Linked DNA regions of Mus musculus: region 1 is linked to region 2. Evidence: chromatin loops called from intact Hi-C (ENCODE). Cell type or tissue: gastrocnemius. All regions are shown on one strand. Each heading gives the region's core, and the rest is flanking DNA. Links, peaks and the distances in the headings are about the cores only.

Region 1 (4,393 bases), core at 67-4,066, 50 kb before region 2:
CACTGAGGGAATTTGTCCACCCTGTGACCAAAGAGTGTTCTGGCTACAAGTAAGTGACCCTAGGGCTTTACTCTTTGTCTTCACTGGCACTATACTTGGTCACTTACGGAATGTGTTGGGTAAGGTGGCCTGAGGATAGCATGAGAGAGATGGAGACATTCCAAGGAAGAATTGGGACCAGAGCTCTGGGCCAAGGCTTCTGAAGTATTAGATACAGGGAACAGATGTTCCAGGCTGTGTCCTTGGCAAGGCTTTGTGAACTAGAAACTTTAGTGACCATTGCATGCTCTCGGGAGCAGCTGGATCTGCTGGCATGGGAAGTAACATCTTAGCTAACGGCCGCCACCAAGGGTTCCAGCCTACTGGGGCCATTATCTGAGAAGTGATATCATACTCTTGTTTCTCTAGTTCCAAGGAGAGCACACTCTATCCCCTTGCCACTGGCATCTGAAGGCTCTCGGCTCAAGCTTAGCTTTTCCACAGGTTATTGGAAGGCCAGGGGATTGCAGCTACCTTGTTCTAGAGCAGTATGTATGCCCAGAGGTGGCAAATGCTGTGTTTCCACCAATCAGTCCTAGTCTAGGTAGAGCTGCATTGTCCAGAGACTGTGTTCACACCCCACCTGGTCATAACTTACTGATAAGAGATCCAGGAATCTAGAAGCCCAAAAACGTATCCTCACAAGGTTATGCACTGCTTGGTACACGGAGACCTCAATGACAAGAGTCTACAACTGAGATGCATACTCCATTGTCCCTCCTTACAAAGTCGTCAGTACTGGGTCTCCCTAGTAGTGCAGATGAGGTGAGTGGAGTGGGAGAAGAGCATCCTGGGGCTTTAGGACTTCTGTCTCCAAAGGCTTCTTACCAGTCAGCCAACCCAACCCACTCCTCCATTAACTAGCAGCACTCTGCATTTCTTAGACATTGGTTCATTTTCATAGTCATGTGGAAAGAACATAGACTAAGGCTTTGGGCTTCTAACTCTATCACTGGGCAAAATCACTGACCCTCTTTGGAAAGGGTTTTCTACCCTATAGAGTAGACATCCAAAGAGAAATGGAGAGAGAAAAAGAGAGAGTGTGCCTGGCACATCAAAAAACAACATCAACATGATATCTCAACAATGTGGATGAACCCTTGTTCCCACACAGAAATGTTGTTAGCAGATGTACTTCTAGACGCCTATCTGATAAAACAAAGATTTCCTGTCTTGGCAAAAGTCTTGATGATTTAGGATACTCGGGGTAGCTTGGCTTTTGACCCCAAGACTCGAGGACTGTGACAGAAAGAGGGGGACAAAGTGATTCAAATTAGCCAGTGAGATCGCTCTGCAGGTAAAGGGGCTTGCTGCCAAGCCTGATGACTTGAGTTTGATCTCCAGAACCCACATGGTAGAAAGAGAGAACAAAACCTCCAAGCTGTCCTTTTACCTCCCCATGTGCACCCACCCACCCACACACCTAAATAAATGAATGTAAAAAAAAAATCCAAAATTCCACATGGGAGAGATGGAAGAGTTCATTATTCGGAGTTTAGACATCCAAGTTTACGTTTCAAATCATTTGTTTGTTTGGTAAAATCATTCAACCAGCATATCAGGTTGCTATTTAGTCGAATTGGGTGTGTTAAGTGCACAGGGTAGATTGCAGTAAGTATTTTATAAGAGCGTCTTATAACCCAACAAGTGCCACCAAATACGTGTGGGTGAGGTTCAGTCCCTGCCAGTGACCAAGGCAAAGTGGATGGAGACCCCTTCTCCTCCCCTAACCCGGTAATCTGCTGCAGTGTGACCTGTTTGTGAACTGGCTGGATTTCAGGTGACCAGGATAAAAGCTTGGACTGCCTCTGCCTCTCCTTAGCTGCCTAATTTCAGGGAAAGCTGGTTCTTTCCTGTGCTTGTTACCACTGCTTTTCACCATGGGGCTGGGCAGGAGTCTCATGGGAGAGGTTTTTAGATTTTTGCTCTTGTAGACTAGACTTAGCATCCACATTGTTGAGATTACATATTGATTTTGTTTTTTGATGTGCCAGGCTCTCTCTCTGTCTCTCTCTCTTTCTCTTTGTCTCTCTCTCTTTCTGTTTCTCTTTCTCTGTCTGTCTCTGTCTGTCTTCCTGTCTCTCTCTTTCTCTCTTTCTCTGTGTGTGCGTGTATGTGTGTGTGTGTGTGTGTGTGTGTGTGTGTGTGCGTGCATGTACACAAATGTGCATATAGACAGAGGGATACAGAGAAGACTCTGACATGCCTGGGTCCCACACTCACTGTCCCACCCACCTGGAGGAAGAGAGTTAGGTTGCAGCCCAGGAACCCTAACAGATGCAGCTCCGATTTAGTAACAAGAAAAAGTCCTCTCCAAGGCAACCCAGGCGAGCATACCGCCCACTGGGCAAGACTAAAAATAATCCTGCTTGCTTTCAGCGTCACACCTGAAGTAAAAATACATCCAACCAGGGGCTTCTGGCTCTTCTCCCCACCCTGCTCCGCTCTCTCCATCTGGTGCTGTTGAAGTGGGGAGAAGGAGAGGCTGAACACGCACCTTTTTTCACACCCCACCCCAAGACCTTCCACCCCACCCACCCACATACTGCAGCAGAAGCGGGTCCTTTTACAGCAACCATGTCCACAAGCTGTCGGATAGCTAAATCTGACTCTAGCTTGCCCAGTAACGACAGATTCTAAGCCAGAAAGAACTTCAGGCTCTTGCCTCAGAAACCTCATTGCTGTAGTTACATGGCTTGCCTCATTTGAGCCTTCCCATTCATCAGTGGTCAGAGCTTTATTGATCCCCTGCTAGTACTCCTCTCGGTTTCTACATTCACTGGGAATTTAGAAAGTTATCAGGTCACAGACAGCAGTTGTTTAGTATGTTGTAAGGGAGATGGTTCTGTGTACAACAGCTGTGATTAGTAGGAAGAATTCAATGTCATAGGGAAATAAGGAATTTTTATTGATGGTAATAATAATAATAATAATAACTATTATTATTATTATTAAGGAGCGTTGGCTGGGCCTGGTGGCTCATGACTTTAACCCCAGCATTCAGGGGACTAAGACGTGAATATACTAGAGTTTGAGGCCTGAGCTACATCATAAGTTCAAAGTTAGCCTGGGACTCATAACAAAACCTTGTCTCAGTGACTCAGAAGTGACATAGAGAGCAGACAGCATGGCCAAGAAGCTATTGAAACGGCAATCAGAGGGACAGCAGAAAACACTGTGTCCCTGTGTCATGTGACTTGCTTATAGTTTTCCCTCACAAAACTAGAAAGGAGCCATTGGACATTGAGAGCATGATGTTGGGCTGGAGAGATGGCACAGTGGGGTAAAGTGTCTGACGCTCAAGCCCGAGAACCTGAGTTCAGCTGCTCAGAACCCATGTGAAAGTTGGTGTGTCCGTGCGTGACTGTAACACCAGCACTGGGCGAGGGTACAGTGACTGGCAGGTCTCTGAGCTTGCTGGCCAGCCATCCTAGCTGAAACAGTGAGTGCTAAGCTCAGCAAAAGACTGTGTGTCAAAAACAGAGGAAGTCCATCTCTGTCCTCCATGTGTGCATTCAAAAGAGGGAGGAAGGAAGAAAAGGAAGGAAGGAAGGAAGGAAGGAAGGAAGGAAGGAAGGAAGGAAGGAAGAAAGGAAGGAAGGAAGTTGGTTTTGCATTCTGAAAATAACAAGGCATCTCTCTCCCCTCTCTTTCTGAGTCTCTATTGAAATTAGTACATAGGCTCATTTTCCAGCCAAATGAGTCAGCAGACAGGGGAGACAAATGTATGGAAGTGGATGGTTTCATTGTTGCTTTGCATAAAGGAGTCTATATACCTTCAGGGGATGGGAGATATAAATGAGTATTAATTGATAGTTTACTGGGTGTCAAAGACTTTCTTCAATTCACTCTGTATAGGAGGAATTATCTCTGCTATATAAAAGTAGAAACCAAGGCTCAAGACATTCTATAACCTGCCCAAATATCATACCACTGTCTCCAAAGTCTGTATTTGTTCCAACTTCCCCTGCTTCCTACTGTGACGACTATGAAGGAGCTAGACAATCGATAGAGAAATTCATCGAGTGCTTTCACAGGAGAGACAGTGTGTGGAGTTGGGTTCTGCCAATCATTAGAAGCGCTAGGAGGAGTGCAGGAACAGGGAGCTTAGGTGCAAGAAGTCACTGGAGCCCAGTGAAGAGTCAAAGCCTGGAGCAGTGCCTTCTGGGATATCGTCTCTGTGATCCCAATGATCTCTGGCCTGGGATACTAGCAATAAAGTATCACAATGCCACCCCCTGGTAGAGTTTCCCGGACGGCACACCATGTGCGTGCCTCTGGCAACCATGTGTGTCAGTAAGGGTAAGCCGTAGCTTCAATGCCGGCCCCACCCTTACTGTTCCATCCCAGTAAG
Region 2 (4,393 bases), core at 133-4,132:
TTCCCCTTGTGGCCTTCTTCCAATTAGCATGAAATTGGCTCTGGTAACTCTGGTGTTCATTCCTTCTTGTTAGACTCTTAATATTGCATGAATCACAGCATCAGATGCCCTGGTGTGGTGGTCAGGGTCAGAGGTGTGAATTAAAACAACACATGATCCTGATTGCTTTAGTCAAGGGACATGGAGGCCAGCTGAAGAGGCTGCTTTCCTTTGTCACTGCTAACGCCAGCACTTCAAAGGCTGCAATACTCCAACTGCTCCCTCTGTGAGCTTTAAACATCTTGCCCAAGTCACCCCATCCTCACCGTACAAACTCTTTGCAAGTATTTAATCATCACATAACTTAATAACGTCTTGTTAAATGCCATGCCTGAGGTCTCACAATAGAGCTAGTTTGGGAGCCCCAATCTCTGGGACTTTAAAGAGTCCAAGCATTTCTTGTCTACTAGCAACAGGAGCAGAAAGAAAGATCCTGGTCTGAGAATGCTGGATGGCTTGGCGCTCTATGCCCAAGACCTCCAGGTCTCCTTCTCTGTTTCTAGGATTAATCCATAGTCTCTTTAGACTCTCCCAATGCCTACTGCCTGTGAGGCACTTGTGCCAGAGCCTCAGAAAGCCCCAGAATTACATTAACTCAGTGTTGTCTGGCTCCACACTCAGTGGCCTCCAGACCCTCCTCCTTAGGTTCTCCCTTTCTTTTGTTTCTGATTCCAGGTAGGTTTTTTGTTTGTTTTATTTTTGTGATTTTTTTTTTTTGTGGTGGGGCGGGGGGAGGATATTGTTTTGAGAGTCTCTTGTAGGCCAGGCTGATCACTCTGCTTTCACCTCTGAAGTGTTGTGATTATAAGCATGAGCCACCACACCCAATCAGACTTTTCCTTTCTTTAATGTCACTCAGTTCAGCCATCTTCCTGTGGCTCTGGCCACTTCATATTCCCTTTCCATACATTTCTACGGTGCTCAGCGCCGAAACTTCAGCATCTCCAATTTTGCCTTTGTTTTCCTCTATCAGTGGTCATTTATGTGTAAAGATGGTGCAGACACATTCTTAAATGTGCACTGTGTCCTCATGAAGTGCGGTTCAAGAGAGGGAATAAATGTGTAATCAAGGCCAGACCAGAGTATGCAAGACCGTAGGAGATATCTGTACCACTCAGCCCTCCGCAAGGGAACGCAGAGCCATAGTCTGAAGAACCGAGGTGGTAGGACCATCTGAGTGACTGTCCTATAACTCACTCTATAGACCAGTGCTGGAGTTAAAAGTGTGTGTCACTACTGCCTGGCCCACCTCACAATGTTAATATGTTTGATTAAATGAAGTTAAATGTATGGAAGCGTTGCAAAGGATTAAAAGGTCCTATGGCAGTAGTGTACCACTGTATATATCTGGTCTCTCCAAATTCTTAGGAAAAATCTGGATACATAGTAGATATAAATAACAAGTAATTTAGATTGTATTAATTCATGCCCCTTCCCCATGTACTGCCTTTTGGGGGCTTTCAAGACCATTGTTGATCCTAGCTCTGAGAATGCCTGCCTTTCTGGGGAATCAAGTGAGAGTCAGGGGAAAGTGCCTTGCGATCAATACTGAACTGACTGTAAAAACCGCCCTGGTCCCCATTGTGTGGCACTGTGCTGGGGGAGTCGAAGGCACGTGGGAGCTTCTTGTGTACACTCCAGATGCATTGTCCTCAAGAGCAAACATTGCCCTTTTCCGGTTCCGGCTCCCCATTCCTGAGCTGTGTCCATGTGCTGGGTATGAACACCAGGACAATCTAGCCTCCATATGCCCACAATTCCTCATTAGCCATTCTCTCCTTTCAGCACCCCTATCCCACTGAAGATGAGAAGAGGCAGATTGCCGCGCAGACAAACCTCACCCTTCTGCAAGTAAACAACTGGTGAGTTGGCATCACCTGCCCACAGGCTCTCAGATCCAGGAGCACATGCTTGGCTAGGGAACTCTGAGCAGGGAGAGGAGAGAGAGTGCCCAGACCTGCCTCAGCCTCAGCTCCACTGCCAGGCCAGATACAAGGAGCTGGAGTCAGCCTGGCCTGGCCTTCAACTGCAGCTTCACAGCACCCTCTGCTGGGAAATTGGGTCAAGTACATCCATGGAAACCTAATGAGTTTAGGGGGAAAAACAAAACAAAACAATACCACTGCTAGAGAATCTGGGTTCACCAGCCTAGCAGAGACAGACCAGAGGGTCTTACATCAGATACCAAAGGCACATCCAATCCAGCAGTGGTTATCTGGTCTACCCAACTCCATGTATGCTGAAACCAAAACATTTTACAAAGTAAGCTAGGAATGAGGAGGGAGAGATGCCTTCCTGAACTGGCAGGGATGTAGGGTGTCCTTGTCTGCTTCTGGTCAGGATGGACGGAAGGTACTAGACCCTAAAGCTAGGCCCCTGTTATAAGTCCAAAAGTTGGTGACTGTGTCCACAGCCCTTCCCTTCTCTGTTCAGTTCTGGTGGATCTTGAGTAAGGATTTCTGACAGCTCCTCATGCATTCTTCCCAGAGTCTTTGATCACCAAACCTTGGGTAATTCACAAACTCCTCGGGCATAGGATTTCTTACCTGTAGACTAGTACCCCTGCCTACAGACATTTGCGGGGAGCAGCTTAAATGTCACATTTGCTCACCCCAACACTATCCATGCGGCCCAGATGGTGTCTAACCAGGTCTTCCCCATCACCCCTGGGCAGGTTCATCAATGCCAGGAGGCGCATCCTGCAGCCCATGCTTGATGCCAGCAACCCAGATCCTGCTCCCAAAGCCAAGAAAATCAAGTCTCAGCACCGGCCCACCCAAAGATTCTGGCCCAATTCCATTGCTGCTGGGGTTCTGCAACAGCAGGGTGGCACCCCAGGGACGAACCCTGATGGTAAGACCAGGCCTAAGGATGCCCTCGGTTGGGGTTGGTGGGGCTCCCGAAAAGCAAAGATTCAAGGGTGAATGTCTCCTTCCCCAGGGTCCTGTCATTACTTTCCACAGTGCTTGTACCAGGTTGTTTTGTTGTGTTTTGTTCTGTTTTGTTTTTAGAGAGAGAGAGCTTACTAAGAAGGGATGTTCTGTGCACATTTTTGGTTTGTTTTTGTTATTGCTATTATCTGTGATTTGTTTTGTTTGAGGCAGGATCTCATGTGGTCTGGCCTCATATGGCCAAGGCTATTCTTGTATTCTGATCCTTATGCTTCTGCTCTCTTAGTGCTAGGTTTCCAAGTATGAGCCACAACGCTCATCTCTCATGTAAGTTTTAACAAACTTAAAGCAAGCTCACAATGGAATGGGAGAGGGTGGTCCTTGGAGTCAGTGGTTGCTCAGCAAGAGCCCTTTTCTCCTTGCTCCTCATACTCCCAAGTTTCTGAGCACAGACACTATCTACTTAGCTCTCCAAGGGCAAGGCCATCTATAAATACCAAGGCAGGCAGCTGGCTTGTGAACAGAGGCCAAGGGAAGCTTTGTTCTTCCAGATTCTCTATCACACCCTCCATACTTGCTCTCCAACGTGCTGGTTTCATGGTAAACAATGGATAATTTAATCAGCGAGACATTTCTGAGGTTGGCCCCTGAAGATCGCTGTGTGGGCACTAGGGTGGAGACACCCGTGCACATGCATATCTGCATGCCTATGGCTGTACACAGGTTCCTCTGTGACGTGTTGCCATCTGTTGAGGTAGATTAGGAATAAATAGAGGTGGTGCTGGACAAGTCTGCAGAAAATCCCAGTGCTAGCAGTGGTGACACAGTATCTGGAACCCAAGACTTAGCAGAAGATGAAGATGAAGACAAGACTCAGTTTCCTCCACTTCAGAATTCCTTTCAGAGTTCCTGCTTTACAAAGTAGTTGGAAATTTTAACTAATTAATTAATTAAAAAGTGCTTTCTATACTTATATAGAGAATGCTGAATATGTAGTAGCCTGGAGTGTTGCTGCCTGGAATGGTGCAGAAGTTAAGCAATGGAGGGATAGAAAGCTTCATGCCGGTGGATTGTCTCACTCAGGGTTTGGTGCTCTTACACCTTTTTTGGTGACAAGGGCCCCACCATCCCACAAGCCAGCCCATCCACCCTGTCCATCACTAAGGTTGCTGGGCCCAAGCCACAGTCCTTGCCTCATCCTAACCTTTGTCCTCTCCCATGCAGGTTCCATCAACTTGGACAACCTGCAGTCCCTGTCCTCAGACAATGCCACCATGGCCATGCAGCAGGCAATGATGGCTGCACATGATGATTCATTGGATGGCACGGAAGAAGAGGATGAAGATGATATGGAGGAGGAGGAAGAGGAGGAGGAGGAGCTAGAGGAGGAGGCTGATGAGCTACAGACAACGAATGTCAGCGACCTGGGCTTGGAACACAGTGACTCCCTGGAGTAGTCAGGC

Evidence for each region. Peaks named below come from ENCODE experiments on the same cell type or tissue, not always from the same donor. Only the 100,000 strongest peaks of a DNase experiment are listed, where the experiment ranks them.
Region 1: it touches region 2 in a loop (2.6-fold over the local background); 4 of 42 quality-filtered maps call a loop at or near these places.

Annotation. Positions count from the first base shown.
Region 1 is chr9:36,943,063-36,947,455 of GRCm38, reverse strand. All of the region lies in intron 5 of Pknox2 (Pbx/knotted 1 homeobox 2), which reads left to right. Among named protein-coding and RNA genes, the nearest start is that of Gm34652, 29 kb to the left of the region's middle. In gastrocnemius, for the core only: no CTCF peak of the experiment used is centred there; a DNase peak (open chromatin) is centred at 2,396; H3K4me3 peaks cover 491 bases; H3K27ac peaks cover 3,892 bases.
Region 2 is chr9:36,892,819-36,897,211 of GRCm38, reverse strand. It overlaps Pknox2 (Pbx/knotted 1 homeobox 2), which reads left to right. Exons shown (of 13, transcript NM_001029838.2): 11 at 1,825-1,901; 12 at 2,714-2,892; 13 at 4,155-4,393. The coding sequence ends at 4,387. Among named protein-coding and RNA genes, the nearest start is that of Fez1, 62 kb to the right of the region's middle. In gastrocnemius, for the core only: a CTCF peak has its summit at 2,091 (motif pointing left); DNase peaks (open chromatin) are centred at 2,038 and 2,793; H3K27ac peaks cover 3,691 bases.